2 separate regions of the Mus musculus genome follow, and region 1 is linked to region 2. A link is a loop called in an ENCODE intact Hi-C map of the cell type or tissue named here. Cell type or tissue: left cerebral cortex. All regions are shown on one strand.

Evidence for each region. A loop is a pair of places that touch in the nucleus more often than their neighbours do. Peaks named below come from ENCODE experiments on the same cell type or tissue, not always from the same donor. Only the 100,000 strongest peaks of a DNase experiment are listed, where the experiment ranks them.
Region 1: a loop joins it to region 2, with 2.5 times the contacts of the local background. A loop is called at or near these places in 5 of 42 quality-filtered maps.

Annotation. Positions count from the first base shown.
Region 1 is chr8:41,572,114-41,574,613 of GRCm38, forward strand. No RefSeq gene overlaps it. Among named protein-coding and RNA genes, the nearest start is that of Gm50494, 160 kb to the left of the region's middle. In left cerebral cortex, a CTCF peak has its summit at 1,129 (motif pointing right); DNase peaks (open chromatin) are centred at 1,134 and 1,667; H3K27ac peaks cover 198 bases.
Region 2 is chr8:41,808,083-41,810,582 of GRCm38, forward strand. No RefSeq gene overlaps it. Among named protein-coding and RNA genes, the nearest start is that of 2810404M03Rik, 18 kb to the right of the region's middle. In left cerebral cortex, no CTCF peak of the experiment used is centred here; a DNase peak (open chromatin) is centred at 1,362.

The DNA.
Region 1 (2,500 bases), 240 kb before region 2:
GTCATGGGTACGCTAGTGGCTGTGTAAGGGTGAAGTTGTGATGTTTTCTCTTTATCATTCTTTACTCTGTCTAAGCAGAGTTATGCTGAAACCTTGACAGAGTTTAGGTCACAAGTCTGTATCTTAAACCAGTGTGTGTGTGTGTGTTTTAGAGAGAGAGAGAGAAGAAGAGAGAGTTAAAGAGAGAGAGGTAAAGAGAGAGAGAAAAGAGAGATATAGATAGGTAGATAAATATATGGATGGATGGATGGATAGATAGATAGATACAGAACATAGATCATACATGGACAGTTTTTTCTATATGTGTACTATGAGATGTGCTTGTAGTGCAGATAACTGTATACATGAGAGTCAGCAGGATATATAGAATAATGTTGGGGTGCTCAGTGTAGCTCAGTAAATGTGTCTCCCATGTTACAACTGGAATGCGTTTGGGTGAAGCCTATGACTATCAGTCACTCTTTGGAGTGTGGTTATTACTACTGGAAATTGCCCATAATGTTTTTGTTTTTTTTGTTTTTTGCTTTTTTTTTTTTAAGTGGTTTTGAAAGTTAAGAGGCCTTTCTTTGCAGGGCTGCATTTTCTGTGTGCAGGCAGTTGACATTATATAGGAATGATCACAAATACAAATTGATTTGTAAATTAACACTTCCACACTGAAATTTATACCTAAAGTATACACTTAAACCAATATTGACTTCAAAAGAAATTTATAATCATTAAAATAACCAATGTTGGTAAGGGGGATTGTGTAATGTTGCTGACATGTCCTAACCAGGGGTTACTCTTCTGGTGTCTTGATGTCTAGTATTATGAGTGAACACCAGTAAATATTTTGTGCATTGGTAATTTTTTTGTTAAATATCTAAGACCTACTTAAAAAGAATAAATATAATATTTAAACTCTCCTCGTAATTTACTAATGATTTAGTTGGAGAAAGCATAAATTGTGAACTGGATTATCCAAAATGCCACAAGGGTTATGAAAGAACATATGGTGTGGACCTAGCATTGTGTGTAAAGAAGCACACAAGCGAGAAGGCACCCCAAGAAGGCACCCCAGCTGCATAGACCTAGGCAGAGCTTCTCAAAAGTCTACCCAGAAACAGTGCTTCGGGAAACATCCAGCAGAGGGCAGTAGAATCCCACCTTAGTGACTTCTGCAGGTTGCCTTTCACAGGAGGGCAGTTTGCTTGGTGTTCTGAAACTTTCAGGCCCGACACATAATTGTGGACATTAAACATTCTGAAGAGGGACATAAAATGTATCGCAAGGTCAATGGAATCCTTTGTCAAGACTTCTCTGAAGATCTGACCCTTTGTCACAGCAGCGCAAAACACTAAAAATGCCTGTCACTCACTGGCTTGTATTATCTTGGGGGAAACGGGGTGGGGGTGGGGGACTCCCATTGGCCAAATGTTTTTGTATATGTATTTTTTATTGTTGTATAAATATAATGGTATTCTGGTGACTGCCTCAGGATGAAATGCCAGTAAATGGCAACCGAGCTGTATCCCAAGCCTTTGTTATCAAATTTTGTTCCAACATCATTTGACAACTTCACATTCTCTTGAACAACACAGTACCAGTCTGTGACAAGATGGAGGGATATTTGTACTCCTTCTGCTCAGTCCGTCATTCTCCCTCCTCCCTCCAGATTTCGTCGGGAGCTGCTGGCAGTTTGGGAAATGCAGACAGTTTGTTCTTCAGTAAGAGAAAGGAATTCTCCCAAGGCAGAATGGAAAATAGAGGGCCCTGGTGAGAGTCCTTGTTGAACCCTGCCTGTGGCCTGGGTGACCCTTCTTGATCTGCGAACGGAAAGGCTATGCTACTCATTGAAGAGGTTTCTGGTGAGTGCAGAGGCCATAGCAACCTCATTACCTACTCGGATTGAAATAAAACTCTAGAGGCAGAAGTAGTCATGGACATCTCAGGGGTTTGGTTTTCAGGAAAACCCACGAACTGTGCTGAGCACTAACGGTGGGGTGTGGAGAGGCATATTTCAGTGGCTCTCTCCTCTGACACTCCCCTCTGTTTGTTGCCTTGTGAAAGCTGATTGCATTGTATCTCACACCAAAGGCCTTATAAGCAAAAGAAAAAAATGCCACAAATGACAAACTATATGTTATTTGGTTAGAAATTTCTATAATGACACGCTGTGGATTATACCCAGGGGCCCCAGTACAGCAGGAAACCCTTGAAGGACAAAGTCAAGGATTTTTGTCACCCTGGAAGAATTCCTAGAATAGAACTTCTTTAAAATCAGTCTGTTTTGTTCACCGTGGGAAGAAAATGCCAGTGCCTTAGACCAGAGCAGGTCTTCGGTTCACCGCTGTTAAATGAGCAATGGAAGCAGATTACTTAAAAAACCTATACCCAATGAAAAGAGTCTGTTTTTATTAGAGACATAATCCTTGTTTTAATGCTGAAAATTTAAAGCTGAATTCTTTCTCACTAATCTTATTTAGCTCCCTATGACTTTTTTTAGGCTTTGAGAAAG
Region 2 (2,500 bases):
GCCCTAACTTTGAGTCAGATCAGAGTGTAAACTCAACCTTCATGTCTGGCTTTCACCAGTGCTAACCTAACTAGTTTCCTTGTCAAGTATTACTGACTCTTACTGCATGCTTTTCATGAAAAAACACTGTGCAGAGGGAATTAACACAGTACCTGGTCCACAGTAGGAGTGTGGAAGATATCTGTTAACTATTTTTTTAAAATATTTTTTATTACATATTTTCCTCAATTACATTTCCAATGCTATCCCAAAAGTCCCCCATACCCTCCCCCCCACTTCCCTACCCACCCATTCCCATTTTTTTGGCCCTGGCGTTCCCCTGTACTGGGGCATATACAGTTTGCGTGTCCAATGGGCCTCTCTTTCCAGTGATGGCCTACTAGGCCATCTTTTGATACATATGCAGCTAGAGTCAAGAGCTCAGGGGTACTGGTTAGTTCATAATGTTGTTCCACCTATAGGGTTGCAGATCCCTTTAGCTCCTCCTCCTCCTCCTCCTCCTCCTCCTCCTCCTCCTCCTCCTCCTCCTTCTTCTTCTTCTTCTTCTTCTTCTTCTTCTTCTAACTCAGTAAGTATTTGTTTTATTAGTGCCTTTACAGCTAGTATCCAGGATGCTTTTCTTCTATTTTATTAGAAAAGTCTTAGGAAATTGGAGCTAAATAAGGTGAAAGCTTGGGAAGGAGACCCTCACTGAGCTCCTCCACACATTTTAGTGACTGTTTATTGTGGAGGTGCTACATCAATTTGTCTTCTTCCCTTTGCAAAGCATTGATCCACCCATCCAGCACAGACTGTTTGCACTTCTGGGTTTTGTTTTGTTTTGTTTTGTTTTGTTTTTTTACAGCCCTGTTTACTAAGTTAGTGAAACCCTTTATATTGCTTTCAAAGGACCAAGAAGAGAAACCATTGGAAAAGGGAAAGAACTGTGCTAGCACTTTAGAAAATTAACACATACATTCATTTTCTCTCAATAACCGGAATTCAGAATGCATTGAGAGAGGACGCAGAGGTCTAGATGAACAGAGATCACATTTTTAAAAACGTTTAAGTCATAGATTTCAGAAGGTCTACTCAGGTTGGAGAAAATGACTTTCGCTTTGTGATCCAACAGATGTGCAGCATTATATGGTTGATTATCACCAAAACAAACAGACTGGGACATTAGGAGCTATTTCCTCATACTTGTAGACATGCCTGTCCAGAGAAGCCATTCACCGAATGGAGAAAAAAAGACATCCTTTCTCATGCTTACTGAGTTAAAAAAAGGAGCAGGAATCGCTGTCCTGACTGTGCTATTTCTTCTCCCAAGTTCCATCCCTTCTTTTCAGAGTAAAGAAAAGGCAGAAATGGGCTATGCATTCCATTAGCTGAGTGGCCTTCAAAATATGGTCCCTAGAAAAGAAGCACATGCTGTTTTTATCTGGGGTGTTGTCTAAGACTTGCTTAGACTTTCTCACTGCTCTGGTGAACCAGAAATCTAAGTTTAGTAAGGGTTCTAGCCTATTTTGATACAAGCACATTAGCATCTCTTAAAGAAACTCTAAAAATAACTTGTTTGGTGGAATAGGTAGGACATCTTTGTGAACCAGAATCCATCAGAGGATGTAGGAATAAAGTTTTTGCAACCTATTTTTAATAAGGGTTCAACCTCTCCTCTAGCCTACCACCCAGCTGAGGTAATGGAACAGAATAGTTATTAGGATATGGGGGAACTGGATCCTGGGCAGCAATTCAGTCCCATAGCAAGGATCAAATACAATGGGTCAGCAGCCGCAGACCAGTCCTCTAGGCAGGCAGATACCAGGCAGCTGTAGTTCAATCGTGAAGAAACCACCAGGCTCGCTAGCTGGCCTGAGAAGAGACTGCGGAAGTGGCAAGCTGCCGCAGGAAACTCACGAGCAGTTCTTGGGCAAGTTTCTCTCAATGGCAGCACTACAACAAGGTGAGCTCAACAGTGCTATGTAAGACAAATCAATACACAGAGAAGAATATTGAGACGGAACAAAGCAAACTAATTCTCAGTGCTCGTCTCCCACTGTCTGTGGGGTCATATTTATACTCCTTCATCACAGGTCCTTTCACGTGTTTGCTATAGCCAATCATCCTTTCACCTGTGTCTGCTTCAGGAAAGCAGTCTTTCACGTGTTTGCTTTGGCAAGACATCCTTTCACCTGTGTGTCCCAACCAACCATCATTTGACATCATTAACTTTTCAAAGAACTAGAAGTTTCTACTTCAGAGGACTCATACATCTTGATGTCTCAGCACATGATGTGGATGTTCAGGCATAAACCAGGTATATTGCATGTTCTGGTTCAGGCCATATGCTAAGGTCTGTGCTTGCTCCCTTGAGCTTGTTCCCTCGAAGTTTCTGGGTTAAAGGCTTGGTTCATGGTATGGTTACCAGGAGGTATTGGGACCTTTTATAAATGTGACATAAAGGAAGACTTGAAGCTGTTGGGGGCTCACCCTTGAGTGGGGTATTGAGATTTTTTTCAAA